Regions from separate parts of the Homo sapiens genome. Here region 1 is linked to region 2. Evidence: chromatin loops called from intact Hi-C (ENCODE). Cell type or tissue: heart left ventricle. All regions are shown on one strand. Each heading gives the region's core, and the rest is flanking DNA. Links, peaks and the distances in the headings are about the cores only. Region 1 overlaps FMN1 (formin 1). Region 2 holds the start of LOC124903459 (a long non-coding RNA gene).

The links. A loop is a pair of places that touch in the nucleus more often than their neighbours do. Peaks named below come from ENCODE experiments on the same cell type or tissue, not always from the same donor. Only the 100,000 strongest peaks of a DNase experiment are listed, where the experiment ranks them.
Region 1: a loop joins it to region 2, with 5 times the contacts of the local background. A loop is called at or near these places in 4 of 110 quality-filtered maps.

Annotation. Positions count from the first base shown.
Region 1 is chr15:32,999,958-33,016,091 of GRCh38, reverse strand. FMN1 (formin 1) reads left to right here. Exons shown (of 21, transcript NM_001277313.2): 7 at 8,017-8,078. It also overlaps the pseudogene HNRNPA1P71. Among named protein-coding and RNA genes, the nearest start is that of FMN1, 190 kb to the left of the region's middle. In heart left ventricle, for the core only: a CTCF peak has its summit at 8,632; no DNase peak of the experiment used is centred there; H3K27ac peaks cover 959 bases.
Region 2 is chr15:33,059,894-33,076,027 of GRCh38, reverse strand. FMN1 (formin 1) reads left to right here. Exons shown (of 21, transcript NM_001277313.2): 6 at 10,954-11,071. LOC124903459 (a long non-coding RNA gene) reads right to left here and starts at 9,130. Exons shown (of 2, transcript XR_007064574.1): 1 at 6,310-9,130; 2 at 1-5,138. RefSeq lists an enhancer at 8,138-8,961. In heart left ventricle, for the core only: no CTCF peak of the experiment used is centred there; a DNase peak (open chromatin) is centred at 7,747; H3K4me3 peaks cover 379 bases.

The DNA.
Region 1 (16,134 bases), core at 4,344-12,343, 60 kb after region 2:
TAAGCCTTATTAAAGCAGTGGTTCTCAAACTTTGCTGTGCATTATAATCACTTGGTAGGCTTGGTAAAGTAGCCTCAGAGATTCCAAGTCAATAAATCCACCGTAGAGGAAAGAATTTGCATTTCTAAGATGTTCCAGGTGATGCTGATGCTCCTGGTCCAGGGACCAAACTCCGATCAACACTATCTGGGAAGCATTATCAGTGAAATCACGGGTTTTATGTGTGTGTTTGATAATTTTTCCCTAATGCACATTAAAACATTTAACTGTCAAAATAAAAAGTTCAGATACCTACAAAAAATGACCTTGCCGGTGTGTGTGCTAAGTTTTGGAAGCACTGATTGAGTATCGTCCAAGTATAATTCAGAGGAATGATTTTTTTTTTTAAGTCACATATGTACTTGAAAATACAACAATGTGAGGTAGTGGGTAAAGGCCAGTGAGAGGCACAGGCCGGACATATCAGGATCCGCGGGTAGGAGTAGATCCATGTTTCCTACTCAGTGGAGAATTCAGAAAGTTTCTACTTCCTAACTGTACATAATCCAGTTTTGCCCATGTCATGTGCGTGTGTGATGCGGTGGAGGCTTGGATATATGTGTAAGAAAGAGCGCATAAATGAAAATCAGATTTAACCAGAAACTAGTAACTACAGGCCCTGAAATTCCCTTAGAAAAGACAGACGAATCATAATCACAGAACTTGTCGGTGCCAGCCATTGAAATTCACACCATTCACTCTGACCCCTGGCTCTTCAAACCTCCCTGTGATTAAAATTAGCATTCCCCTTTTACAGAATTATGAAAAAAGTTACCCCAAGTTTACGAGTGATTCTGGTAATAGGATAAAGCAAGCAACTTTGAAGTTTACAGAGGCTTGGGGTTTTGTTTGCATCTGCTGCTTATGTAACCAAAAGAACGGCAAGAACGAAAACAAGGGAATAAACAAAAACTCTGCAGAGCCAGCACACGTTCTTTGGGTCTGAATGATATTATTGGCACTTAACTAGCATGTGGTTTTAGGAAAGCTGTTCAACCTGAGGCGTTTTCTCATCTGTAAAGTAAGTCTCGATATGATAGGGTCTACCTTTTCAATTTGATGTGAGGATGGCAGGAGTTAATCTGTGTAAAGTGCTTAGAACTATTCCTGAAAAATAACCCTCAATAATGTTATCCGTACCCATATGTAATTAGGTAAACTCATTTAGTAAGTGATGGACTTCAGCAGTGGTTACTGCATGCCTTCTGTGTTTGTGGAATCATCTGTAATTCTGCTCTTCACAAATTGGAGGGCACAAACTTTGTAATGACACCTGGCAGGAAGGATGTTTTGTTATTGTGAACTGATCAAAAAGGAAGGTTTGTGCAACATAAAGGGAAGGAACCAATTAGCTAAATACTAGACTAAGAAAGCTTTATTTGTACAGAGAAAGTTCTTTCATTTTTTTTTCCTCCAAAATGTTGAATCCTGCCAGTTAGGAGCCTTACTCCTTTCTCTGTCTTTCATGGACTACATTATTGTTTTCAAAAAGACGTTCTTTAGACTTGTTTCTTGTGGAATAGATTATTTAAATTGATTTATTAACTTCCATTAGGGGCTAATGTGACTTCAAATGAGTCTGCCCTTTTCAACCCTGATGTAGAATTCCTGTTCCTCCTTTTCACACACTTATAAGGTCCCAGAGCTACTGAATACCAATGCTAGGGTCAAGTTCTCTTTTTAACAAATACACACATCCTTGGTCTTGAGTTGACACCTCTGCCTCCCCATCCTCACACTCAGGCATCTGCAAGCCTCAAGAAGCATCTGGGGGCAGGGGGCTGCCACTAACAAGACACATTTGGAAAGCACTAACTTAGTTTTGACTCATGGACATTATTCTGTAACCTTTATATTCTCTTACTACTCTCTTGTGAACTCTCAAAGTGAGCATTCACCAATGCCAGTAGTAAAGGCATTAGCTTCCTCCTTCTACATGCTGCCCAGGGATTCTGTCATCCTTGTTGGGATGGGAGTGTGTTTCCTGCCACCCGTCACACTGGGACTCTTGGTAAAAATATTTGTTAAAGGAGGAGATGAATCATGCTTTCCTAGATGTTAGCTTTGCAGTAGTCTCCTTCATCGGTTTGTTAATGAATTAGTCATAGCGATATCTGTCACACCCATATAGGTACAATTTACACAAAATGAATCATTGCAAAATATAGTCTGTATAATTTCTATTTAGAATGTAGATGCTATTCTCAAAGGACATCAATTTCACAAGAAGCTTGGTTTAAGTAGCTTTCCTTTGACTACTTTGTAGAAGCTTGGAATTGGTTAGGGTTTGGATATTTATCATGACATGGGTTAGGACTCAACATTTACACAAGATTTAAACTTACTAAGTCACTTTCTGCTTCTTATTTTATGAATTCAGATGTTCTGTTTTGCCTATATTGATATTTGAGGAAACGAATGTAACCAGTTTTCAAAAGAGAAGTATTTTTTCTTTCATTTAATGTTAGATATGCATAAAGATAATTTCGTAAAAAATATCCAATTTAAAGAATAATTTTTCATTTAACACCCATATAACATCTCCTTGCTCAATCACAACCCAACTTGGTTCATCTTCTCCTGGAAACCACCATTCTTCTTAGTTTTGTTAATATTATTGCTTGCTAGTCTTTCTTTTTTTAAAAATAAAAGACACATTTATTCAGCTTCATGATCAGACTATTACATTTAGCAATTGATAGCATGGGTGCAGACAAACCACTGTATTAAAACCCTTGGCTGGAATGCTTTATACTTTCCACAGAACAGAAATTAAAATAACCTGTTATATAACTAATCACAAATATGGTCCTTAACTCTTTTGCCCATACACGGGAGTATTGTATAAAACATGTCTTCTTTGTAGCAGCTAGGCCCTGTGCCACCACTGTGCTTTGCTGAGTTCACAAACCTGTTGCAACCTATAGCTTCCCTGTCACTTCTCTGGCTCTACTCTCCTACTAAGCTTTGTTTCCTGGCAGTAATTAAAATCTTCTGCCAGTGCCATAGCTAGTGCTACCCCTATAGCCTCCTTGGTTTTGTGGTTTGGCAAAGTACTGGCTTCCACCATCATAGGAACCAGAGCTTTTGCCTCCAAAGTTTTTTCCCTTCATGGATCAAAAATTTGAAGACCGGTGGTTTTAATTGCCAAAATCATTGTAGCTTCCACCACCTCCAGTGTTGCTCCCATCATTACCAAATTCATTATAGCCACCCCCACTGCTACCATATCCTCCACCACCACAGCTGCCACTAAAGCCACCATGACCACTGAAGTTTTCTCCATAACCAAAGATGTCGTTCCCACCAAAACCACCTCCATGGCCACCACGAAAGTTTCCAGAACTACTATGTCCTCTTTGGCTGGATGAAGCACTAGCCATCTCTTGCTTTGACAGGGCTTTCCTACCTTCACAGTTGTGGTCATTTGCAGTGTGGTATTTCTGAACGACAGTCTTATCCACAGAGTCATGGTTGTCAAAGGTTACAAAGGCAAAGCCCCTTTTCTTGCCACTGCCTCGGTCAGTCATGATTTCAATCACTTCCATTTTTCCATACTGTTGAAAATAATCTCTTAGGTGATGTTCTTCTGTGTCTTCTTTAATGCCAGCAACAAATGTCTTTTTCACAGTTGAGTGGGCACCTGGTCTTTGAGAATCTTCTTAGACAGCTCTCTTTGGTTCCACAACTCTTCATCCACCTTGTGTGGCCTTGCATTCATGGCTGCATCTGCCTCCTCCACGGTGGCATATGAGACAAACCCAAAGCCTCTGGAATACCTGGTGTTTGGATCTCATTACCACACAGTTCTTGAGCGTTCCCCATTGCTCAAAATGATTCCTCAGGCACTTATCGGTGGTTTCAAAGCCCAACCCTCTGATGAGGAGCTTCCACAGCTGTTCAGGCCCTTTGAGGGACTCTGATGTGCAGACATGACAGCAGTGGGAAGAGAGACAATGCTTCCTTTGGTGCTGTCCACTGACAGGTTGCTTTTCTTCATAGTTTTGTTACTTATGTATGCCTAAGGTTAGGATTGTTGGTTAAGAAAGCATTAATATCTTTAACTTTATTAGAAAATATCATTGTTCATAGTGATTATACCAGTTTGCACTCCTGCTGTAAGTGAAGTGTATGGAAGTTTCCATTGTTCTGCATCTTCACCAAGGCTCTGTTGTCAGACCTTAAATATTCCTGATTACTAATAAGGAGCACCTTTTAACATAGTTATTATTTGTATATCATCTTTTTAGAGCGCCTGTTGATGCTTTTTGCTCATTTTTCACATGGGCTTCATTTTCTATAGTTTTGTAGGATGCATTTATATATTTACACTAGATCTTGATTGATGGTGTTGCAAGTATATTCTCCCACTCTGTAGGGAATGTTATCTCTATTGATGATAGATTGATCTATTGTCAATCTGTTTCTCTATGGTATATTTTAAGAAAAATAAGTTCTTAATTTTAATGTAGTCAAATTTATCAGGTTTTTTCCTCTATATATATTGCTTTGTGAATATTAAGAAATCTTTTTTCTATCCTGAGGCTGTAAAATACTATGCTATAAGATAAATTTTATAAGATAATTATTATAAAATATTTACAATTTTGCTTTTTACAGTTTAGCACTTAATTGACTTCTAATAGATTATAGTATAAGGTTAGGATCCAGTTTTGTCTTTTTCCATAAGAAAGGAACAGAATATTTTTTTCCCAGCCAATAGTTATTGAAAAGATCATTCTTTGTGTAACTAATGATCTTCAGTGCTATTTCTATCATATATCAAGTGACCCTATAAATCATGGTATCTTTCTGGACTGTCTATTCTATCTTATTAGCCTATTTGTTAATCCCTGTGTCTGTACCATGCCATGTTAATTACATTGTAAGAATTAAAAATAATTCTCATTAGGAGGTAAGGTAAGTTGTCTTAACTTAGTCTATATTTTCATGCATTCCTTGGCTCTTATTGGCATTTTGCACTTTCATGCTTCCACATGCATTTTAGAATGGGCTCCTTATATTCAAACAAAACAAAACTCAAATTTTGAAGGAATCAGTTTGGGAAGACTCACACCTTTACAATATGAAGTCTTATAAATCAGAAACATGGCTTGCCCACTTGTCTTTCTGCGTTTATTTTTTTTTTTTTAGTAAAATATGTCAATAAAATGTTACTATTTTCTTATATGAGGTCTTTACATATTTCTGTTGAGTTTTTTCTGGGTATTTTGTATTTTTAGAAGTACTGTAAGTGTTATGCTTTTCTTTTTTAAACTGCTACTATGAGGATTTTTGTATATTTTTGTTGATAATACCAAGCAACTCTGCTAAACATGCATATTCTAATATTTTATCAGTTGGATCTTTTAGATTTTTCTAGATGTATGAACATAGAGAATAATACCTTCCTTTTTCTCTTTATAATCTATGTAGATTTTGTGTCTTTTTTCTCATCCATTACATCTGCTAGTAGCAGTAGAAAAATGATGAATATCAACAATAGTAGCAGGTATTGTTGTGTTATGCTGAATCTTACAGGGAAAATATTTACCAATATAATATTTAATGTCAGATTTAAAACAAATTAACATCCTTTTTTTGGTGTACTTTTTCTTGAACTTAATGTGTATGGATTCATGTAACAACCACCATAATCAGGACAGAGAATAATATCTAATATCATTATCCCTAAAATTCCTTTGCTTGCTGCCACTTTGCAGTCAACCCCCTCCCCAAACCCCCATCTCTAACCTCTGGCAACTACTATTCTGATCTGTTCTTCATCCCTCTAGATTGTCTTTTCTAGATGTCATATAAATGCTATTGAACAGTGGTTGGCCTTCTGAGACTGACTTCTTTCACTCTGCATAGTGCCTTTAAGATTCTTCATGTTGGCCAGGCACTTTGAGAAGCCGAGGGGGGTGAATCACCTGAGGTCAGGAGTTTGAAACCAGCCTGGCCAACATAGTAAAACCCTGTCTCTACTAAAAATACAAAAATTAGCTGGGCATGGTGGTGGGCTGTAATCCCAGCTACTCTGGAGGCTGAGGCAGAAGAATCGCTTGAACTTGGGAGGTGGAGGTTCCAGTGAGCCAAGATCGTGCCATTGCACTTTAGCCTGGGAAACGAGTGAAACTCCATCTCAAAAAAAACAAACAAAAAAAAGATTCCTCCATGTTGATGCATATATTCGTCTTTATTGCTGAGTAGTATTCCATCATATGGACATACTATCATTTGTTTATGCATTCACCCATTAAATGAAGCATGTTTACTGGCTTTGAAAATTATTCTACTTCCTTGATCAAGCTACTTAATGTCTCTATGCATTAGTATCTTCATCAGTAATGGAGACAATAATGGTACCTACATCATAGGGTTATTGTGGAGATGAAATGAGTTGATAAAGTAAGACTTAGAATAATGCCTGATATATAGTAAGTAGTCAGCAAATGAAATCCTTTATTATTGTTTTCAATATTAGCAAAGATTTTGAGATAGAAAATAATTTGACAAGTTCAAGGAATGGCAAGAAAGCCAGTGTACGGTGGAGTATGATGAACAAGGGGAAGGAGTGGTATGAAATGATAGGGAGAGATATGTAGGAACCAGGACATGGAGGTCTTTATGGGCTGCAACAGAGAGCTCTGATTTCACTCTAATTGCGTGAAAAACCAAGGATGAGATGATCTGGTTCATGTCTATGTAGATCACTCAGTCTGCTTTGATGAGCATCAGTTACAGTGGTGCTAAAAGTAGAAGCAGGCACCCTACCAGAAGTATACTGCTTTAATCTAGTGGAGATGGTGGTAACTTGGATTATCGTGGTGCTGGTGGGGATAATGACAAGTGGTCACTACCAGACCATTCGAGGTATGATTTGGATTTAGAACCCACAGAACTTTCTGATGGATTCACAGCTCAGTGGAGCACCTTCCCCACAACAGTAGAGGTCTATCTAGCCGTAATTATCAGCAGCAACACTACTTTTCTGGCGTGGCTTTGCCAATGATTTCCTTCTTCCATTTTTAAATTAAAACACAAACTTTCATGCCTGATTTAGGAAATCTACTTGGAGAAATAGCCTGGCTTTCACACATATTTCAATGAGGTCAAACTGCTTCTTGCTTACTCATACTCATGACCCCAAACACATTTGTAAAATAATTGGCTTATCTCACAAAAATGTGTGCTCATAGCATTTTTGTCTTGTGGTTCTCTGCAGCCTGTATAGTTCCATGACCCCACACACCTAGAATTTCTGCTGGAAATAAAGTTGTCTTGACAGCTGCATGCTTCGCCAGCAGAATGATAGTTTTAGTGGTTGGCTGGAGTTCTTACGTACACTTGGGACTTATTGTTGAAATAAACATTATTAGACTCATATTAAAATTGGACCAGAAATTTATTTTTGTCCTTTCAGCCTCAGTTCACCCTAGAATCTCTCATCCAAATGACAAATAGTATTGACTTTCTGAGATAAAGATTAAAATCAGCCCTGGGTGCTTACTTAGCCTTGCATTCAAATGGAGATTTTTTTTTTCTTTTTTGAAACAGAGTTAAAAATAGAGTGCTCTGATCTCACATAGAAAGTTTTCGTTTGTTTCCTGCCCTGTCTGCTCTTAAGATGTCTGTATTTGTCCTCTGTGGGGACTTAATTTCCAACTCCTTAAATACAAACTCCTGACCTAGTGTTTATCTGGAACACACTCATCATCCCTTTTTTTTTCTTTTAACCCTATCCCATCTGCTTAATTTGTGTCTTTTCGTAATTCAGCGTTTGCTAAAAGGAAGGAATTTACCTTTTACCCTGAACTACTTGTCCTATCTTTCTGTAATTTTTAACATCTCTTGTAAGGTTGATGTCAAATTGTGGCATTTATTTTAGTCAGTTTATTTCTAAGAGGACCAGTAGATAAATTTTGTGCTTAATTTTGTACTTCTTTATAATTGGCCTCTTTTTTGATTTTACAGAATACCAAGCTGCTATTTTACACTTGAAGAGGGAGCACAAAGAAGAAATTGAAAACCTGCAGGTATGCCTCTTTGATGCTACTGAACGGGTTCTATAGAACTGATACTTGGTTTTCTCCTATGCTGAAGTAAATATTCCTCTTAAGTTGAAGTGTTAAACTAGACAGCATCGCATCTTGCAGCTGCCAGTAGGCACTGTGTCTATACAGGGAATGAAAAGTCTTGGATTCTGTTTTTAATAGAATTCAATTTCTAATTTTAAAAAATACCATAAATGCATTTGATTGGATTGGAAAATGATTATTTTATTTTTAAAGCAGAAGAGAAGATGGAATAGACTTCTGCTGTTATATAAAATATAGTAGAAGTTTTTTTTTCTAGGTACGATGGAAGTTATTTTTGTTCAGCTTCCTCTTGTTCGGGTGTTCATGTCTGTATGTTTCTTAGCACATCCCTGCAATATGATGTGATGCAGATTACAAAATTTAAGGAAGGAGCCCTAGGAGGTGGAGGAGGAGGAGTTCTGAGCCCTTCCGTATCCTCAGAGAGTGCTGGGAAATTGTTGACCTGATCCTCCCTTGTGAAGCCCGGAATGACTGAGGGATCATTTCCCTTGTGCTGCCATCTAGTTGACTTTCCCTGTATTTGGCATTTGCTTGTAGTGCCTGTGGCAGAAAGTTCAGAATCTTAACTTCAAATAACTGGATACTGAATCAGGCACTGAGACTTGTTTACTGATGGCTGCAGTAACCCCCTGCTTCAGGAGAGAATGACAGCAAAATTTCAGTAACATTTTTTCCTCATTTAATGTTAACTCATGACTGCTAATTTAATCAATCTGTGGATCAGACATTTCTTTTCTAAAAATTTGTTAGTTTGCGAATAGAAATTGTATATATACGGTATATGACATGTTTTGAAATATGTATATATTGTGGAGTAACTAAATTGAGCTAATTAATATATACTTTGTCTCACATACATTGCCTCACATATTTATCATTTATATGCGGTGAGAACACGAAAACTCTGCTCTTTTAGAAATTTTAAAGTATACAATAACATGGTTATGAACTATAGTCACCATGTTGTACAGAAGATCATCTTGAATTTATTTCTCACATCTAACTGAAATTTGTCTCCTTTCATCAACATCTCCCTAATCCTTCCCCACTTTTCACCCCTCTCTGCCCCTAGCCCCTGGTAACCACCATTCTACTCCCTGTTCCTGCGAGTTCGACTTTTTTAGATTTCTCACATAAATGAGGTCATGCCATGTCTTTCTGTGCTTGGCATATTTCACGTAACATAATGTTCTCTAGGTTCATCCATATTGTAGCAAATGACAGGATTATTTTTTTCTTTTTAAAGACTAGAGTATTCCATTTTGTGTATAAACCACATTTTTTTTAACCATTTGTCCATTGATGGACACTCAACGTTGATTCCATATCTTGGCTTTTGTGAATAACGCTGCAGTCAACATGAGAGTGTAGATATCTCTTCAACATACTGACTTCATTTCCTTTAAATATATACCCAGTAGTGGGATTTCTAGGTCATATGGTAATTCTAGTTTTAATTTTTTTGAAGAGCCTCCACACTGTTTTCTACAAACTAGTTTACATTCCTACCAACAGTGTGCATGGGTTCTCTTTTTCCATATCCTCACCAATACTTGTAATCTTTTGTCTTTTTTTGGCAATAGCGATTCTAACAGTTGTGAAGTGATATCTCATCGTGGTTTTAGTTTGCATTTCCCTGATGATTAGTGATGTTGGAGCATTTTTTTCATATATTGGTTGACCCTTTTGTATGTCTTCTTTTGAGAAATGTATTTTCAGATTATTTGCTCATTTTTAAATCAGGCTGTTTGTTTTCTTGCCTTTGAATTCCTTAAATATTTTTTGTATATTAACCCCTTATCAGATATATGAAAACATCCTTCTTTTCAATGAATGATAATGTGCTTTTAAAAATAACTGAGTCGGTGTATTGGATTATATGTTATGTTATTGCAAGTAGCAGAAAATTATTCGATAAGTAGTATGGTGTATGAATTCAAGCCCTACCCATCCAGCAGAGTTTAAATAGTTAGGGAGAGAAAATGAGTCAATTTCACAAAGAAACAAAAAAGTGGAAAAGTACCTCTGTCTCCTAGAAGAAAAGGAGAGGAGGGAGGCCCTTATCTCCCTTGTTACAAAGGGAGACCTCTCTTTCTTTTTCTTTGTTCTGATGTGAAAAAAGATTGTCAGCTGCCTCAGAGGAACTGAAATTGGTAGGGGATAATTTAAGACACAGATTCCTAAAGAGGGCAGGAACAGAAGTGATTCTGTAAGCAGAAGTTGTGTTAACAGCCAAGTTGTAACAGTTAACCCTAGCTTTCCACAAACTGTAGACCAGCCTGGCGAGGGCTTTGACAGTGGAATAATATTCTTGGTAACAGAAGATGCTTACAGTTTTTTAATTCTTGCTGTGTGCTAGGTATTGTTCTAAGCACATTATCTCATTCTGTCTCTGCAAAAGTCTTATGATCTTATATATCTCAAACTAAGAAAAGATTGGAGATGGAAAAGAGGAGTATATGGAAGAAGGAAAGTATATTGTGATCATGATCTGCACTTAAAATACAGGTTAGACTAAGGTGTGATTAACAGTAGTAAAGATTAAAAATGTTCCAAACTATACTTTAGATTTTTAAAAACCATCTGTAAAAAAATCATCTGCTCTTTTGATGATACTAGTACACTTAAACAACTGTTGTTGCCCCACATTTATGATGTTTACCTAATTGCTAAAGCCATGGCCACCATGGCTCACTATTGCCATCTGGGTGGTACATCCAATTTATACACTTAGCTGTAGTTTTTTTTTTTTAATATTATTATTATACTTTAAGTTTTAGGGTACATATGCACAACGTGCAGGTTTGTTACATATGTATACATGTGCCATGTTGTTGTGCTGCACTCATTAACTCATCATTTAGCATTAGGTATATCTCCTAATGCTATCCCTCCCCGCTACCCCCACCCCACAACAGTCCCTGGTGTGTGATGTTCCCGTTCCTGTGTCCACGTGTTCTCATTGTTCAAGTCCCACCTATGAGTGAGAACATACGGTGTTTGGTTTTTTTGTCCTTGCGATAGTTTGCTGAGAATGATGGTTTCCAGCTTCATCCATGTCCCTACAAAGGACATGAACTCATCATTTTTTATGGCTGCATAGTATTCCATGGTGTATATGTGCCACATTTTCTTAATTCAGTCTATCATTGATGGACATTTGGGTTGGTTCCAAGTTTTTGCTATTGTGAATAGTGCCACAATAAACATAGGTGTGCATGTGTCTTTATAGCAGCATGATTTATAATCCTTTGGGTATGTACCCAGTAATGGGATGGCTGGGTCAAATGGTATTTCTAGTTCTAGATCCCTGAGGAATCGCCACACTGACTTCCACAATGGTTGAACTGGTTTACAGTCCCACCAACAGTGTAAAAGTGTTCCTATTTCTTCACATCCTCTCCAGCACCTGTTGTTTCCTGACTTTAATGATCGCCATTCTAACTGATGTGAGATAGTATCTCATTGTGGTTCTGCTTTGCATTTCTCTGATGGCCAGTGATGGTGAGCATTTTTTCATGTGTCTGTTGGCTGCATAAATGTCTTCTTTTGAGAAGTGTCTGTTCATATCCTTCGCCTACTTTTTGATGGGGTTGTTTTTTTCTTGTAAATTTGTTTGAGTTCACTGTAGATTCTGGATATTAGCCCTTTGTCAGATGAGTAGGTTGCAAAAATTTTCTCCCATTCTGTAGGTTGCCTGTTCACTCTGATGGTGGTTTCTTTTGCTTTGCAGAAGCTCTTTAGTTTAATTAGATCCCATTTGTCAATTTTGGTTTTGTTGCCATTGCTTTTGGTGTTTTAGACATGAAGTCCTTGCCCATGCCTATGTCCTGAATGGTATTGCCTAGGTTTTCTTCTAGGGTTTTTATGGTTTTAGGTCTAACATGTAAGTCTTTAATCCATTTTGAATTAATTTTTGTATAAGGTGTAAGGAAGGGATCCAGTTTCAGCTTTGTACGTATGGCTAGCCAGTTTTCCCAGCACCATTTATTAAATAGGGATTCCTTTCCCCATTGCTTGTTTTTGTTAGGTTTGTCAAAGATCAGATAGTTGTAGATATGCGGCATTATTTCTGAGGGCTCTGTTCTGTTCCATTGATCTATATCTCTGTTTTGGTACCAGAACCATGCTGTTTTGGTTACTGTAGCCTTGTAGTGTAGTTTGAAGTCAGGTAGTGTGATGCCTCCAGCTTTGTTCTTTTGGCTTAGGATTGACTTGGCAATGCGGGCTCTTTTTTGGTTCCATGTGAACTTTAAAGTAGTTTTTTCCAATTCTGTGAAGAAAGTCATTGGTAGCTTGATGGGGATGGCATTGAATCTATAAATTACCTTGGGCAGTATGGCCATTTTCACGATATTGATTCTTACCCATGAGCATAGAATGTTCTTCCATTTGTTTGTATCCTCTTTTATTTCATTGAGCAGTGGTTTGTAGTTCTCCTTGAAGAGGTCCTTCACATTCCTTGTAAGTTGGATTCCCAGGTATTTTATTCCCTTTGAAGCAATTGTGAATGGGAGTTCACTCATGATTTGGCTCTCTGTCTGTTATTGGTGTATAAGAATGCTTGTGATTTTTGCACATTGATTTTGTATCCTGAGACTTTGCTGAAGTTGCTTATCAGCTTAAGGAGATTTTGGGCTGAGACAATGGGGTTTTCTAGATACACAATCACGTCATCTGCAAACAGGGACAATTTGACTTTCTCTTTTCCTATTGAATGCCCTTTATTTCCTTCTCCTGTCTAATTGCCCTGGCCAGAACTTCCAACACTTTGTTGAATGGGAGTGGTGAGAGAGGGCATCCCTGTCTTGTACCAGTTTTTAAAGGGAATGCTTCCAGTTTTTGTCCACTCAGTATGATATTGATAGATAGCTCTTACTATTTTGAGATACGTCCCATCAATACCTAATTTATTGAGAGCTTTCAGCATGAAGTGTTGTTGAATTTTGTCAAAGGCCTTTTCTGCATCTATTGAGATAATCATGTGGTTTTTGTCTTTGGTTCTGTTTATATGCTGGATTGTGTTTATTGATTTTCGTATGTTGAACACTTAGCTGTAGTTTTAAACTATTCTAGCAGTCACAGATGGACAACCCTCAGTAGGAAACCAGCAACCCTCTTCTCTAATCTGACCCAAAGAAGTGTTTCATTTGGCAAACACAGTGTTTTAAAGATTGAACTAGGAATAAATATTTTAAAATATGGAGATTTTTATATAAAACCTGGATTTCTAGCTGCTGCTTTAAAACTTGGAGAAGCTGGCACCAAAGGACTTATTTTCTTGTATGACTTCAACCTGCTGGGGCTAAGTCGCAGGCATTCACTTCCACCAGGATGCATGACCTCTCATTTGCCAGGGTGCTCTCTGGGCCACTTTACCTGCCTGATTAATTACCCCTGTACTCTGGGTGATACTGAAAATAAAATGAGACAACTGGTTTGGCATCAATACAATAAAAAATAGATGCTGTTCGTAAAACGAACAGACAAAAACCCACCCTAGCTGTACTTGTGAGTACTCACTGAATATCACCCCTACCTGTTTTGTTTCACTAAGTAGTGGACTCATCTTTTGTCACAGACCTAGTGGAAGATAGTGAGTGGGAAAAATATGTTGATGCTTTACATGTGATTTCCATTGGCAGCTATCATTGTTAGATTTTCTTTCTCCATATACAAGTTATGGAGAATTCAGATATGTTTCCAGACTTCTTCAACATGCCTTTCTAGAATAAGAAGGGTTTCATGCTTTTAAAGTACAAAAGAAAAAGTGACTCATTCTGTCACCATGTACAAGAATTGATAAGTATCACATTTAGGTCTTTTTGGAATGTTTTCATAGAATTTAAAGAAAACAGCATGATTCAATAAGCAGAGAACCTAAATAAGCAGAGAACTTTCCATTTTGTTTTAACCATACACTTGAAGGGAAATCACTTAATTGTTCAGTTTCCCCCACCAGCAAAATGCAAGCCCTATCACCTAAAATATTTGGATTGGACAGTTGATTATTTTACCCTGTAGTTCCATGGGCAGTAAGTGGGGGAGCTTAGGGTTTTTATTCCATGTGTGCTCTGCAGCCAGCATTCGTTGAGTGGTGCAGTATGGAAAGGGCACAAGGCTGCTCCTGCTACTAGCTTATCAAAAGGTGTAGCATGCTGCATGCGCGCACCACCGCAGTCCAGCCTGAGCGAGGGAGTGAGACTTTGTATCAAAAAAGAAGAGGAGGAGGAGGAGGAGGGGGAAGGGGGAGGCGGAAGGGGAGGGGGAGGAGGAGGAAAGTCCAATGTCCCAAATATGTCCTCAACCAAAAAAAAAAGCACAAAGACCACTCTAAACTCGAGGAGGAGGGAGGAGGAGGAGGATGGGGGGAGGTGGGGGGGGAAGTGGGAGGAGGAGGAGGATGAGGGGGGACGCACTTGGACAAAACTGAAGAATTATGTTGTGGATATTATAAATGACATAAAACAGTGAAGTCATGGGAAATGACCTGCAACCACCCTCCCGCTGGAGATTTGAATGGCAAAATCATCCAAGTACTTACTTTAAGTAAAGGTGTATAAACATGTGTACCAGAAATTGATTCATTTAAATAATCAATAAATCTTTGCTTTTGAACTATAAGGGGAAGGTAAATGTAAATTGCTACACTTTTTTTTTTCTTTTTGAGACGGAGTCTTACTCTTGTTACCCAAGCTAGATTGAAATGCTGTGATCTCGGCTCACTGCAACCTCCGCCTCCCAGATTTAAGCGGTTCTCTTGCCTCAGCCTCTTGAGTAGCTGGAATTACAAGCATGTGCTACCACATCCAGCTAATTTTTGTATTTTTAGTTGAGACAGGGTTTGGCCATGTTGGCCAGGCTGATCTTGAACTCCTGACCACAAGTGATCCACCCGTCTCGGCCTCCCAAAGTGCTGGGATTACAGGCATGAGCCACTGTGCCTGGCCGTGGATTTATTCTTTAAGGGTGACTTGTCTGTGATCTTCCTGCTGTACTTGTGCCTGTGTGCTTTATATCAGGGTGGTCTAAACTAGCTTTTCCCAAGACAGAATCCACTGAACAGTGATACTTTGAAATGCCTCTTGACAAAATGTTTTCATGGTCAAATATATTTGAGAAATATCTATTGCTGTGTTTGAGCTTTACCACGTACAGGGAAGAACTATAAAGAGAATGCTGTATAGCTTATTTCCAACATAATCCTTTTTCTTCAAGAAACCCATTGTTTGGGATACTACCCTAATTGATTAATATAATCTTATTTTCTCAATGTATAATCCACTTCCTGAGTTCTGGTTGCATCCTTTATTTATTATTTTATCTTGTTTTTGTAAAGATGGAGTTTCTCCATGTTGCCCAGGCTGGTCTCGAACTCTTGGGCACGAGCCATCTGCCCACCTCAGCCTCTCTCTCCAAATGTTGGGGTTACAGGTGTCAGCCACTATGCTCAGCCCTAAATTCCTATTTACACCGCCTCCTTTTTTTTTTTTTTTTTTCCTGAGATGGAGTCTGGCTCTGTCGCCCAGGCTGGAGTGCAGTGGCAGGATCTCGGCTCACTGCAAGCTCTGCCTCCCAGGTTCACGCCATTCTCCTGCCTCAGCCTCCCGAGTAGCTGGGACTACAGGCGGCCGCCACTGCACCCAGCTAATTTTTTGTATGTTTAGTAGAGACGGGATTTCACCGTGTTAGCCGGCATAGTCTTGATCTCCTGACCTCATGATCCACCCACCTCTGCCTCCCAAAGTGCTGGGATTACAGGCGTGAGCCATCACGTCCAGCCACTGCCTCCCGTTTTTAACCTTTTAGTTACTCGTGGAAGTTCTCCTTCCTAGTCAGCAGGTCTCTAGTCCATCTACTTGCCTCTGTGGAGCAATGTGTTTAGGTTTTCAGTTACACTCTGAATGTAGTCCTCTAATCTTCCAGTGTCTTCTCAGATGTGTCACTCTGTGAAGGGATGCAGCTCTGGAAAGGTAAGTGAAACTCTGTAGGA
Region 2 (16,134 bases), core at 4,651-12,650:
GACCTTTGACACTGGTTGGTGGAACAACCCAGTCTTAGAAATATTTGAGAGTAGGATTCTAGCCAGTAATGTAATAACTATTTCAAAGTTGATTTTCATGTCTGTAATCTTTTATTTCATTTGTAATGAAGCAGCACTTTTGAAGTCTAATGAATTGACCCCAAACCAAAAATAAATGAATAAATAAAATGGCTGGTGCTCTGCTATGGAGGACCCAGGCTTGCTCATTGTCTCAGAAGAGTCCTTCCCCAAAGAAGGGAAAATGTCAGTGCTAAGGCACCTAGTCTCATTTTCAGCATGCTTTTTCTCATGAGAAAAGGATGGAAGAAACCCCAAATTCATGGATTTTTTTTTTCTCTCAAATAACTGAGTTGGTTTAAAAATCATGTTGGAGCTTGGGAAACAAAATAAAGAACAGGGCAAACTTTGTCACCTTATGCAGTGGCCACTTGAGAAAACTTTATTCTCTTCTCAAGTGACACAGATGGAAGAATCCAATCCAGAAAACACTGGCCCTGCAACACCCAAAGGGATCCCTTGGAAGAATTTTCTTTGGAGCTCAGTTTCCTTGTGGCATGGTTGCGGCTGGGGCATGCGGAGGTGTGTTGTATGTAGTCCTTCTGCCCAAGTGCATATATCAGAGGGAGTTGGGAGAAGAAAACTTCCTGCTTGGGCTGTTAGTTCATCAGTAAATACTTGTTTTATAATGAGAATGCTAAAAACATCTGTTAGATGATGGTTGGTGTCCCTAAGGAAGCTGTTCCTTTCCTGGGAAAACATATCCTACTTACTGCAGGTTATTAATGAGGGCCAAACACATAATAGTGTATGCCGCGTAACAATTCATGAAGTGTAGGTACTGTTCTTACCAGTTTCCAGGTGAGGGAGCTGCAGCACAGGGAGCTTATATATAACTTGCCCCAGGGTAAGTCTCTTGTAGGAGTGGAGCATGGTGTGAGCCCAGGACTCAAGGTCTGTTCTTTTTTTTTTTTTTTTTTTTTTTTTTTGAGATGGAATCTTGCTCAGTTGCCCAGGCTGGAGTGCAGTAGTGCCATCTCGGCTCACTGCAACCTCCACCTCCCAGGTTCAAGCGATTCTCCTGCCTCAGCCTCCCGAGTAGCTGGGACTACAGGCGCACACCACCACCACGCCTGGCTAATTTTTTTGAATTTTTAGTAGAGACGGAGTTCCACCATCTTGACCAGGCTGGTCTTGAACTCTTGGCCTCAAGTGATCCGCCTGCCTCAGCCTCCCAAAGTGCTAGGATTACAGGCGTGAGCCACTGCACCCGGCTGAGGTCCTGTTCTTAACTATGCACACTGCCCGTGTTCCTTGGTCATCACAAGATTACATACCCACTGCTGTCTTCCTTTGTTCAAGCTTCACAAGATGTCCCAGCCTTTCTCCTTTCCTTTTAGATTCTTCTAGTTTGTTATCTATATTCAATCCATTTCTACAGAAGCTTTGATACTGCCCAGTGGAACCAGTCTTATAAATATTTTACTCTTAAGACTTTTCAACAGAGAAAAAAGCCCTTAATCACAGTCCTTGCAAGAGGCAGGTGCTGCCTGTTTTCTTTTTAACCAATTAGTGAAAACAGCTGCAGGCTTTTGATGGGATGACCCAGAGAGGCTGTTGTAAGCGTTGCATTGGCAGAGGAACGCCACAGCATGAAGGCAGGGAAAGTGCTACAAAACTAGATGTGTAAGGGTATCTCTGGCTTTTTCTTTTGTTTGGCTTTATATTCCTGTGAATTAGGTAGAAGCAAGGTGTTGTCTCCATTTCAAAGATGTGGAAAATGAGTATAACGAAGATGCTGATCAGGAAGAAGGTAAGATCCCACAGCATAGCAGCAGGGTGATGTGATGTGGGTGAACAGGAGATGGGATGCCTTTTTCCCCATCTGGGTGCTGCACTTGAGCAGTATGAACTGGTGCCAGTTGTTCCGCTTCCCTTGACCTCAAATGCCTTCATCTTTAAAACAAAAGGTCAAGCCAGGCCGGAGGCAGTGGCTCATGCCTGTAGCCCCAGTACACTGGGGGGCCGAGGTGGGCAGATTACTTGAAGCCAGGAGTTTGAGACCAGCCTGGGTAACATGGTGAAACCCCGTCTCTAGAAAAAATACAAAAATTAGTCGGTCGTGGTGACACGCAACTATAATCCCAGGTGCTCAGGAGGCTGAGGTGGGAGAATCATTTGAGCAAGGGGAGGTGAAGGCTGCCTGAGCAGTGATTGTGCCACTGTACTTCAGCCTGGGTAACGCAGTGAGACCCTGTCTCAAAAAAAAAAAAAAAACAAGCTAGGTAAATTTCTACTATTTCTAAGGTCCCATTCAACCTTACAACAACTGGATTCTACCCAAATTATTCCATAATCTTGTACTCCTTTTATATGACCCCTCATTTTACAGACATTTTTTTGACTCCTTATGATGTTATAATTTCCTCAGCTCTCCCCTCTTGTTCAAGATGCCGTTTGTTGAATTAAAACACGCTTCCTGAACCAAGAAACCAGGATTTCACCCATTAACCTACCCATATCTTTATTCAGAACTTACTTATTTTTCCCAGTACATTGCTCTTAACTTTTTTTCACCTGCAGAAATAGTTTCCTCACTCTTATTTACCCTTACTAAGTTTAACTACACTTTCTACTTTTTGTTTCAAACGGTTTTCGCATGAAGCTATTTGAACTACTTTGGGAAGCTAGAAGCAATTTGTCATTAAAATCAGGCCCAGAACTTGAAATAAGTTGGACAAGGAGAATCATGACAAGTAGCCTAACAGTGAGATGCGATCCTGTTTGCTTTACTTTCACGTTGCCTTTCTGAAGTCTGATGAGAATGTGGGGGTGAATTATCCAAACTGAGTAATAGCGAGAAGTGCTACAAAGAGTAAGGGGGCCCTTAGAGAAGTTTCTTTCAGTGTCCAGTTTTCGCAAAACGATATTTAAAAATTTTTATTGCTGATCTCCTAATATTAGGAAAGTCAAGGAGCTAGGCTCTACTGCCTATAGGAGATAATGTGCCTTTTATTGCAATTGTTCTTATCTCACTAGGTATACACTTACTAGACTGATGTTCTGTTTTTGTTTTTTTTTTTTTTTGAGATGGAGTCTTGTTCTGTTGCCCAGGCTGGAGTGCAGGGGGTGCATCTCGGCTCACTGCAGCCTCCACCTCATGGGTTCAAGTGATTCTCCTCCCTCAGCCTCCCAAGTAGATGGGATTACAGGTGCCCACCACCATGCCTGGCTAATTTTTATATTTTTAGTAGAGACAGGATTTCGCCATGTTGGCCAGGCTAGTCTTGAACTCCTGACCTCAGGTAATCCACCTGCCTTGGCTTCCCAAAGTGCTGGGATTACAGGCGTGAGCTACTGTGCCCAGCCTAGACTGATGTTCTTTTTGCCATGGGGTACAATTGGCTCCACCTTCAATCTGTGTACAGCTGAGAGGACAGTGAGATGGGAGAAATGAAGAATTCACTGCTAGTAAATTCTCCACAAATACTATGCTCACATTTTTAAGTAGCTAGGTACTGATTGTTTTTAACAGAGTTATAACAGAATATCACGTAGGTCAAATGCTACCTATTTCTCATGTATCCTTTGACTTAGAGTTGTCCCTCCATCTACTTGGAAGATTGATCACCCATATACCCAAATCCTCTCATACCCAAGTCCCACAGGAGGCTCTGGGAATCCACTTACAGGAAAAGTTGAAAAGTCAACCCTTCATATGTGCAGGTTTCACATCTCATGAAGACTGCATTTTCCATCTTCTTTTGGTTGAAAACATATTGTATAGGTGAACCCATACAGTTCAAACGTGGGTTGTCTGAGGTGGATCATTTTTAATCTGGCACAGATTATTTTTTGTAGATTTTTCCCCAAGTTACTCAAAAGAAAAGAATGGTCATCCTCAGTATAAGGTTGTTTTTTTGTTTGTTTGTTTGTTTTGGTGAAGATCATTTTTGCACAGATGTGGCAGTTAGAGAGTTTGTCTTGAGGTTAAGACAAGACAAAAGAGAATCAGTTGAGGTAGGTTGTAAAGGATGAAAGCCTTCGCTTCTGCTGGTTTTGTGTAATAGGTGCTTATTTCAGCACATAGATACTGAGATAATGTCCAAGAGAAGTGATTACTATCCTCCCTGAAAATGTTAAAGCTTTAAAGAGATTCATTTTTCAAGACCAATTTAGATTGAATTTGTAGGTTGCTTATTTGAATATTACAATCTGAAACACTCTCATTCCCTGAGTGACCAGCAGTGGTAACATTTTTTATGGTCATGAGAACCAGTGGCTTGAAAGAGTCCGTGTTAAAAGATCTCTTTGAATCTTACTCGTGCTCCTGTTACTCGTGTTCATATTTAAATGGTCACTGCTGGCTTTCATTCAAAATTGTTTCAGGTCTAGCTATTACTATTAGACTGAACCTGGGGGATAAAGTCCTTGGTTACAGTCTGTAAACAAGAGTCTCCTCTTTCTAAATAGAGATCTCCAACTAAACTACACATTTCATGGAGGTGGAAGGCAGGGCTATCTTCATTCTTATGTCCTCACAGCCTCATTCATTGTTGGTGCTCATTTATGACATTGGATGAAGAAGTCTTCTTAATAGAAGTCATGCTTCATAAATGAAGGAGAATGGTAGGGGCAAACTGGAAAACCTTGATGTGTTTGAGCCCAGAGGATTCCGTGTCTCTTCTGTGTTAGATAGATAGGCCAGCTAGGTTTACTGGAATTTTTGCTTGATTTTTCTTTCCTCTCTCTCCATTTTTTCCTAAGAAAACTTGTAGATTTTTCCCCAAGTTATGCAAAAGAAAAGAACAGTCATCCTCAGTATAAGGTTGTTGTTTTTTGTTTGTTTGTTTGTTTTTGGTGATGTTTGTCTTCTGTGTCATTTAAGAGGATAAAGTATACTTCACATCCCAGTTAAAGACCACCAATGAACTGGGCTGAAACCTTTGCACCTCGCTGTGTGTGGTCTTCTATTCGGGAAGGAAGTGGAGCCTCTGGGCTTTCGAAGAGTGGTTGAGAGTGTGGATGCTGGAGCCTGCCTGCATGGATTCACATTATACTTCCACCATCCACTGTTTCTGTGGACTGGCAAGACTTTTAATCTTCTGTGCCTCGGTTCTCTAGCAGGAAAAAGAGAATAATAATAATAACAACTCATAATATGGTTGTTATCTGTATTAAGTGAGTTAATATGTGTGGAGCACCTAAAATTGTGCTTGGCACATGGTCAACCCTCAAATCTTAGATGATGTTATTCCCCACTTACTAGCTGTGTTAAGTTTGGCAAGTTACCTTCTCTCAGCTATGGTTGCTTACCTTTAAAAATGGGCCTAATAATACCTTACTTACCTAGAGCCAAGGGGATGAAATCAGATAATCTCCTGGGACCAAAGACTTGACCCACTTCCCATGAAATTGTGTTGGCATCTATGAGTATTGAGGGGATACTGAAACCTTATAATTCTGCTCCATGCCATGGTGCAGAAGGGCCAGTAGCCCCTTCCAGCATCTGTTCCATTTTGCCCAAATCTATAGAGGGGCCTGGAAGCTTATTCCAGAAATCAATAATTAGTTATGTCTGAGAAATTGAGTCTTTTCAGTTCATAAAAAAAAAAAAAAAAAAGACCAAATACGTGCCCTCTCCCACTGCCCCCTGCCATATTAGAATTGGATGATCTGCATTGCTCGTAAGAAGACTGATCTTAGGCCGGGCGCGGTGGCTCATGCCTGTAATCCTAGCACTTTGGGAGGCCGAGGCGGGCGGATCACCTGAGGCCACGAGTTCGAGACCAGCCTGACCAACATGGAGAAACCTTGTCTCTACTAAAAATACAAAATTAGCCGGGTGTGCTAGCGCATTCCTGTAATTCCAGCTACTCAGGAGGCCGAGGCAGAAGAATCACTTGAACCCGGGAGGCGGGGGTTGTGGTGAGCGGAGATTGCACCATTCCACTCCAGCCTGGGCAAGAAGAGCGAAACTCGGTCTCAAAAAAAAAAAAAAAAAAAAAAAAAAAAAGAGAAAGACTGATCTTATGATCTGTTGTGATCATTTCTTCTTTCTACAATCTTGAAGAAGCAGATGTCTGATTTTAATCAATGGGTATTTCCTCTAGACAAGAATCTTGTTCTTAGACTTAAAAGACACCATTGAATTTTTCTGCAGTGTCCTGGTGGCTTTTTGATTAAGTGCCTCAGTTAATAATTCCCAAAAATACTATGATCAGGAGCAAACAGAGAAGTACCTGTTTAAAACACAAGATCAAATCAAGATTTAGAAAGTGTTTTACTTACCCTTAGTGGTTGATGGGATGCAATGATGCGTTTTTATTTGTGTGAGCGTTCCTTTTGAATACATTGCTAGAAATGTATTTTTGCAATCAGAATTTCTCAGTATTGATGCTTAGATTGTTTTTAGTACTGAAGAACATGGCTCAAGTTATCAATGTGTGACATGCAGCCACCCACTCCTGCAGATAAAGCAAGACTGTCATTTTCCTTATGGCTACCATTTCCATTTTGCAGAAGGAATTACTGTTTGTGTTTAACACTTGACCACAATCTTCTTGGACCTTTGCTCAAACAGAGATGGCAATTACTGTTCAGCCAGTTTGACTTGCCTCTCCAACCAGAACAGTGTCCTGTCCATCCCAGGCACTCACTGCATGCCTGCTTAGTGGGACTGGATTTGGAAAACACTTGAGGCCTTCAGGTAGATAGGGAGCTGTCCCAAGAGGCAGCTATGCAGCTAGGAAACAGGGCTGCAATTTTTACCCCCATCCTTTGTTGCCAGTTTCCCAGCATATAAATAGAGTGGTAGAAACTACACTGGGCTGATGTTTGGAGGTTGTTTTGTCTGTCCTGTTTTTGTTGAGGCAAATTGGGTCTGTGATAGAGATCTGACTGATAGAGACTTTTCAGATGTTTTGCCCTTTAGGAGAACGTGGATCCTTGGGGATCTTCAAATTGTTTTGTCTAATAGGGCAGGTTGTGTGTTACACTGTGTCATGCCAGGTTTCATTTAGTTGGCTGGGACACCAAAGGGGGAGAGGCGTGTCCTGCTGCTGCCAGGATTTCTAAGGCAGCCAGGAAGTCACAGCTGCTGAGCAGAAAGAAGCCTGCGGTTGGCACAGGGAGTGTAGAGGGTAATCATTCCTGCGGAGCCTGGGCTGTTTACTCTGCCACCCTGTTGCTGGTGGACACTGGGTGTGGTGGGTGTGCTTGCCTAATACCTGTTTGTAGAGCACTGAGACAGCTAGGGCAGAGCTAAAACAGCAGTCATCTGAAACCAGTCGTGTGGGTTATCCCTCACGGGCTTTAGGAGCTAAAATCTGCATTCCAGATGAAACCTGCAGGGAAGCGGAAGAAAGCACTTAAAAAAAGCTTCAAGGGCAGTAAATTAACTGCTTTGAGAGTTCTAGGCACTTTTGAGATGATCTATTGCTTTCTTTAATTTGTTTCCTTGATTGCGGCTTCGTAAGTGGCTGCTGATCTGGGTGTACTGCTAGTTTTTTGGCCTGGATGCCCCAGGCCTCTCTGATCATAATCCAGATGAAAAAGAAGGCCTGTGTCAGAAGTATTTCAGTTGTTTTCTGCTGATTTACTTCTGATTCCCTTAGGCTGCTCTGGGCAGTGGCTAAGTGCCCTCAGTATCAGCTTGCCGGCTCAGCACTTTCAGAAGCCTTCACTTGCTCACCAATGAGGAAGTTGAATGCCACCAGGAGAACCGCCGGCCTGGGGCGGAGCTCCTCGTGAAGTCCTGGGTTGGGATTACAGGGCAGGCTGACTTTCCCTATGACAAAAAGGCTTTTGTCCCCGGGAATAAATACGGAAGTTTCAGAAGAGCAGCCTCCCTGGTCCGTGTGTAGTAAGGTGCGCAGCCTCGGCTGCTTCTGGGCATAGACTCCACAGATTTTTCACAGTTGCCCTGGAACACATCATCGCACAAACCGGAAGGAGGGCACTGTGACCCGAAAGAGACCAAGTGTGTTTGCTGTGCGGCTGACAGCCTGACTCCCGGGTCCTGTTGCTCTCTGTCCTGTAAATTAAGAGCAGATGGAGTGGATAAACTGAGAGCGCAGGAGAAGGTAACACAAGTCAGAACTTCCACCAAGGGCATTACTGAGACATGGAGAACGTTGATAATTCTCTGGATGGCAGTGATGTGTCAGAACCAGCAAAACCAGAAGCCGGACTTGAAGTGGCTCAGTCGATCCTGAGTAAGTTCTCTATGAAATCCCTATTTGGGTTTACGAGTAAATTAGAATCTGTGAATCCAGAAGAGGAAGATGCTGTGCTGAAAGCATTCCATAGTTTAGACGTGAATCCCACATCTCAGCAGGATGATTCCAGCAATGGCTTGGATCCACAGGAAGCAGGGTCTCGGGTTTCACCTGACCTCGGAAATGATGAGAAAATTGCAAGCGTGGAGACAGAATCAGAGGGAAGTCAGAGAAAAGAAGCAGGGACATCTCTCCTTGCTCAAGAGCTGCTTCCACTGTCTACTTTGAAAGGGACAAAAGACGATGTCATTTGTGTTCGTGGGACCCTGGTGCACACCACCAGTGATTCTGACTCTGATGATGGTGGCCAGGAGCCAGAGGAGGGAAGCAGCACCAATGGCCCAAAGTCCCCTAGTGGTGTTTTATCTGAGCCATCTCAGGAGTCCAAAGAAAACCCAGGAGGTTTCAGGGAAAATACTGTCACTGGGGAAATGAATGGTGCAGAGCTCTGTGCAGAAGATCCTCAAAGGATTCCACCTGAGATGAGCAGCAAACTGGAAGCTGGCAACGGTGGTCTTCAGACAGAGCGTCGCCCCAGCCAGGACCAGGTGGGAGAAGAAGGGTCCCAAGACCTACCTGCAGTAACAAACCAGAATTCGAGTGTTGGTATCACTGAGAGTGCCTCTTCTAAAAAAGAAGTCTCTGGAGAGAAGTCATTCCAACTTCCAGCTTTTTTCAGTGGGCTTCGTGTGCTGAAGAAGGGGGCTACCGCTGAGGGAGGAGAGACCATCACGGAAATTAAACCAAAGGATGGGGACTTAGCTTTGCTCAAATTGACGCAGCCTGTGCAGAAGTCCTTAGTGCAGGCAGGGCTGCAGACAGTGAAGAGTGAGAAGAAAGCAACTGATCCGAAGGCCACTCCCACTCTCCTGGAGCAGCTCTCTCTGCTGCTCAACATTGACATGCCCAAAACTGAACCGAAGGGAGCAGACCCTGAGTCGCCCAGGAGAGAAGAGATGGGCTGCAATGCTGACCAAGAGAGCCAGAGCGGCCCTGGAGTACCACAAACCCAGGGTGGTGAGGTCAAGCCAAAGTCGCCAGAGACAGCCCTGGAGGCTTTTAAAGCCCTATTCATCCGGCCCCCCAGAAAGGGGACCACAGCTGACACCTCTGAGCTGGAAGCTCTCAAGCGCAAGATGAGACATGAGAAGGAGTCGCTAAGAGCTGTGTTTGAACGGTCCAATTCTAAGCCAGCGGATGGCCCCTCTGATTCCAAAAGTGTATGTAGAATTGGGTTTTGCATTTTAACATAAAATATGGTGCTGCTGTATTTCTTTCCAGGTTTCCTCCCAAAGTGAATCCTAGTTGCCTGTTAGTGATTCTTTTAGTTGAAAAAGGATTATAGTCAAATTATATTGTCCTGTAAGGAGTATGGAGTTAACCAGAAGTGCTTTTCATGCGTCCTGATTTTTATCTGGAATATTGCAAGAGGGATATACACAAAGATGTGCAGGTAGGAAAGGGTAACTGTCACCGTGAATTTAAACGTTGATGGTAAACGCACTTATAAAACTAGGTAGCATGAGGAAATGATGCAAGATGGCAGTATAGCCCAGGTTTACAGGGTTTCCTCACCCCTTAATTATACCTCCGCAGAAAGTCTATCGTTCCTTTGAAAGTCTGCCATTTGACAAAATATGTGTTTGTGGTGTGATTAGAGTGTTCCACATTGGTTGGAAGGCTTCCAGATTTAGAGCACTGGATTTAGAATGAGACCTGGGTTTTTATTCTAATTCTGCCATTTACTGGCTGGGTAACCTTGATAATCTCCAAGCCTCAATCTCCTCATGTGCAAAATGAGGAAAATAAAATGGTTATATGGTTGTTATGAGAATTAAACAAAGGCAGTGCATGGGAAGCATCTAATTAATAGATGCTGTTATTACTCAAAGAAAACTAACTCAGGTAATTTATAAAGATGAGCAAGTACCTGTCCAGTAGATCTTAAACGATCAGAAGAACAATAAATAGAATTTCTTGCTTAATATCAATTCAGTGTATGACTATCATTCCTCCTATATATTTAAAATATTCAGTTAAAATGTTAAAAATGAAAGTCTTTGGCAGAATTTCTCAGACTGCAGTTAAAAAACCAAGCACAATATAACATTCTCCTAGTTGTAAAAATCAACACATATAAAAATGACTGGAATATGAAGGCAAATCTCATTCATTCGTTTATAGGAATAAAAGGAAATTAGCAGTGTGGAATGTTTGAAAAAGGGTGTCTTGGTCTACCACTGATGTTCTTGAAATTAGTCTTTGTGTTAAATAATCCTGGAGTCCCGGGATACATTGGTAAACATTCCCATAAATGCACATCAGTGTAGTACATTTATGTCTGTACCTTCAGGTCAAAGTATATTTGTGCTTTTTCAAATAATTATATAATAAAAATAATCTTTTAAGGGTTGTGTGATATATACTTAGCCTTGAGGTTTTTTTGTTGTTGTAGTTTTAAATTTTCACCTCAACTGATCACGTTACACTTCTGGAAAAGGGTCACACTATAGTGAGATATCTGAATTATAGTGAATGAGAGCAATGTGCAACTAGCCATTAAAATTAACTTCAGAATTAGGTTTAGCATGTCATTTTTCAGGAATTAATCGGCTCTGACTACATTCCACTTACTATTTGCCTGCTCTTTCAACAGCCTGACCACAGCCTGACTGAGCAGGATGACAGGACTCCTGGCAGACTTCAAGCTGTCTGGCCACCCCCAAAGACAAAAGACACAGAAGAAAAAGTGGGACTGAAGTACACTGAAGCAGGTAATGTGAAAGGAAGCTAGGGACCCGGGAATGAATCTCTTCCTGCAATGGCTTTTAGTTCTAGCTTAGTTGACTCTCAGAATTTGGGGTTTTATTTCATTATAAAATGTAATGCTGAAGGGTTTCTTTTTGGTTTTGCTGTTAAAGTGAACCTTTGCACACTTATTGTTAACGAGCCTCTGAAAGATGAAAGATGAATGCAGTGGAATGAATGAAAGGGGGAATGTGTGTGAAGTAGGAGAACCTTGGGGGACCTGATGGAGAAGGTAGATTGCAAATCCCTCAGGAAGCCGGTGGTTGGTCCTCATACAATTTTGTGAGCTGGCAGTGTTGCTAGAAGAGGCAGAGTATGGTTCTCTAGAGCTGTAATCTGATTTGTTGTTTGTCTTCGAGTAATGCTTTTGAGATAAAGGAACCTTGTGCAGAGTGAATGTACAGATACCGTATCAGTTACTCGTTCACTTTTGTGAGACAAAGCTTTATTTAATGCATGGCCAACTTTAAAGCAACCTAACTCTCTGGAAACCTGCCTAGGAACTTTACTTGAATTTATTTAAATGAAATGGGAATCTAGATATGGTTACTATTTAAGTGGAAGTTTCACGTGAACTGTAAAATGACACCAAAGCATTAGAGGATGGGTATGTAAGATATTAAGAATTGCATGTGTGTGTATATATCCATGAAACCTCTCTGCCTTCTTCCTGATATTTGGAGATTACCTATACGTGGCTTATATTTGTTGTTTTTATTAGGTGTATGTGTGCATTGAGGTCTATCTATCTATCTGGTTATAGAAAAATAACTTCTTTCCATTCCTGTTCATTGATAGACATGAACAGATCAAAGTTGGGTGGTTCAGTAGGTTTTTCCATAATATCAAATTACTCCAGTGATTGAGAACACACTGGCAGTTGAATCTTGAGATGATTTCTAGCTTTCATTTACACAGTTTCTGCAGGGCATTGGTTACTTCATAGCATTTTCTTTCTGTGGTGTTTGACTTACAGGATGAAAACTCATATCCTTAATGAAAATATGTATAGCAATTTAAGTCTTCTTTCCCACATTTGATTTTCCAAAAATCATAATTGTGTAAGAATGAACAGCATAAGGGTGGAAAATGATTGTTTCATCTGAGCAGAGCAATTCAGACACAGCAGTAAAGAAAGCATAAGGATGTTCTAGGTAATTGAAGCATAGAAGTAGCATAGGGCTAAACTTCTGTTTAACCCAAACTTGAATGGAAAATTTCCTAAACCACATTAGATCACTTTTTTCCTTTTGCTTTGTTTAGTCCAAACGCACTTAACTTTATTTTCTCTAGGGTAATTACATATATGACTGTATCAATGAGGGTCGTACTAATCAGGAATCAGGTGGCACTCAAATGGAGTGATTTGAGGAGAGTTTATTAGAGACCTTTCACAGAGGTACAGACGGGGTTTAGAAAAAGCAGTAAGAGAGCGCTACTCTGGGGCCAGTACCAAGGAGAAGCTTTTACCACACCCAAGCCTGAAGGGGCAAGAGTAGAAGTCGCTATCGAAAACTAGAACTTAAGAGGGAGGCTGAGTGGTGTGGAGGCAGCTGCTGGGCAGGACCCGCAGCCCTCAGCAGGGAGGTGCCGCCGGTCCATAGTGACATGCCAGGCTGGGAACTGAGGGCACACAACCTGATCTCTTCTCATCCCACTCTCTGGTCCCTCATCGTCATTCCCATTGGCCAAACCCAAAGAGAAGTCAGCAGACTGGGAGCCACTTGAGGCTATCATTTCAGGCCTGTCACCGGGGCCCAGAAAGGGCACAGACCTGGAGAAGCACGTAGAAGATCCCCTGCACAGTTATGGTACCACCATGGGCGCCCAGCAGGCCCTGGGCAGAGAGACTTCTAAAGCCCTCCTGGAGAAGAATCTGCACAGACATGCTGGTGTTGTCATACCACACGACACGGGAGTTTAGTACAAGGGCACAAAGACAAGCTTCTGTTATTATCATCCTGTGGGAGGGTTATATTTTCTAGTATAATCAGTTCATAGAAAATATACAGCTATTATTCGAGGCTTGCTCTGTAGAAAACTACTTCATTTTAATGTGAGGGATTTGTTTACTGATCTCAGAAAATCTCTCATAAGGTTTTAAATGTTCCCCAAATAAAGTAAAATTTGAAGATATCCAGAAAAATCATGAAGCAAAAGAAACTTTCTATGATTCTATTTCAGAGAAACTGTTGTCACTTTTGAAACTAGGCCTATGAATTTAATGTGGAAAAATAAAAATAGAATTTGAATCATTATAGACTACTGTTCTTTTCCGATTATTATTATTACTATTTTTTTGAGATGGAGTCTCACTCTGTCGCCCAGGCTGGAGTGCAGTGGCACCATCTTGGCTCACTGCAAGCTCCACCTCCCAGGTTCACGCCATTCTCCTGCCTCAGCCTCCCGAGTAGCTGGGACTACAGGCGCCCGCCACCATGCCCGACTATTTTTTTTGCATTTTTAGTAGAGACGGGGTTTCACCGTGTTGGCCAGGATGGTCTCGATCTCTTGACCTCGTGATCCCCCCGCCTCGACCTCCCAAAGTGCTGGGATTACAGGTGTGAGCCACCGTGCCTGGCCTACTGTTATTTAAACTCTTTAAATGAGTTTTACTAATTATAAAAATTTGAGTTATACATGATGTATTATAAATAACTACTGTAAGTCTTTGTCTATAAGTATTTTATCTTAGGATAAATGCTTATAGGTAGAATTGCTATACATAAGAGTATATGCCTTTTTAAGGTTTCTGATGTATATTACCATATTGCCATAGTTGTTTTTTCTTACTAAATACCTATCCCTAAAAATTACCATTTTTGAAACTGTTATTTTACTTTTTATCATTTGTTTTTAATTTTACTGTGTTGTCTGATGTGTGGAAGTTTTAAATATTTACATAATCAAATCTGTCCTTTCATTATATAATTTCTGATAATTCTTTTAGCTTAAAAGACTTTCTCTGATCTAAGTTTACCAATGTTTTCACGTTTCTTAAAGGGTTTCTTTCTACTTTTTTTCTCTCTTTCTGTCACTCCATTTCATATGAAAAATTTAATTTGGTATACAGTCAGAGGTAGAGATCGAAGACAACTTTTTTTTCTAAATTGCTAATTAATTCCATACCAGACTTTTGGAATAATTATTTCCTCTATATTGTTTAGGACTGTTGGGGGCCTTCTATTGTCTTTGATATGTTTGTATATTATACTATATCTTATTGTAGCATTACAATACATCTCAGAATCTGGCGGTTCCATTTCTTTTGCATACTTTTAAAAATGTTTTTGGATTTCCTTATATATTCATTCTTCTAGAAAAACTTAAAATTTTTATTGGAATTGTATTAGTTTATAAATCAATGTGAGGTAGGAATGATAATGTTTAGTAACTTCACGAGGAGCGTGTCTTATAAAACTATTCAAAGTTTCTTGACATTCAGCAAATTAAATGTATGGTATTTATTTACATATAAATATATATTTGTATATATGTATATATCTTGTATTTTTTCCTAAATATCTTCCCTGGCATATGTTTTAAAAGATAAATACATGATATGGATTTGCTTCTTGTGATTTATTTTTCTTAGAAATCTAATGTGCTCCTAAGCCTCTAGTGACTCGAGCATGCTAGCTTTATTGCAGGTGATTTTCTCCCCAGGGACAGGGCTTGACTGGGTGAAGGACACATTTGGACTGACCTGTGGTACCTTCCCTCAGTTTTACTGTGGTTAGTGATTCTTCATATTTTTAGATTCCTTTAAAATCTAGCAATGATAGAAAGCACAGAAGAAAACATGACACCGAATTTAACATGTATTTTAGGTCCTCTACCCCACCCCACAGCCATCTGTGGGCACTTGGAAGTTCAGAGGGAGAACCTGTTCCGAACACTCAACCGAAAGCTGGGCTTCGTTTCGCCTCCATCTCCTATGTTGTATTATGAAGGGCTACCTGAAATTTCTCATTATTAAGACATTTAAAAAATACATTGTCATGATGTACATCTCAAAATCCTCAGGGGAAGTGAGGTTAATGTTTTCGGAATTAAAATGATAACATTTAGGGAACTGTCAGTGACTGAATTACTCACAGAATGAGAAAGAAAAAAGTTTGAAGAAAAACACTCGTGCTTTCTGAGTTGAATTGTGCATATGTGGTTTCTCTCTCAATGTGCATCTGGAAAAGCTTTTCTCTCTACCTGAAGCATCTCAGAGCTGGCCTGGGGCTGGGGAATGGCAGATGTACTGCCCTGCTGAGTGTGAGGACCATAGCTTTTGTAGAGAAGAGAACTTAGCATAATACATTGTAGTTATTGAAAGTAAGCAAATTGTCAAGACATGTGGCCTCTCCAGCAGACACATCTTTCCTCAGAACCTAGGAGCAATTTAGAAACATCCCTATTTAGAGTATTTTAAATTAAATAGAGAAATAAACCATTCCTCAATTTAATAAAGATCCACCTATTTTCTGGTTTGTTTCTCATTTTAATTTACGTCATTATAAAATGAGAGCTATTTGCCACCCTTCCTGATAAGTCAGGTATCCTTGCTTTATCAGTCAAAGAGAGTTATAAACACCTTGTACTACTTTATTGGCCTACTATAATTTGAGTTTTAATTTCTGCATTCATAGCTAACAGGCTGCGTTAGTCAGCAATGGATTTTCCTTTAAAGTTATGTGTCCAGACAAATTATCTTAATTTTCTCTTTCACCGTCTGGGGAATGGGTTTGTGCATTGTACTATCTTTCATAGACCCCTGTAGCCTGCTATCATCACTTGCATGGAGTTGATTGGATTGTGATAGCCTAGAAATTGGAAGCTGTACAGACTAAAGACCAGAAAAGTCTTGCAGTTTGTGGGTGCAGAAAAAGGTTTACTGGGAAACTAGAGGTGAAGTGTATTGTGCTAAGCTTCCACTTAGTATATGTACACAGCTGGGAGCTCTAGAGGAGACTGACTCTCCCAACATAAATGGGAACTAAAGCTTGGCTTTTAGGAGAGGAATCAAAAGTGCGGACTG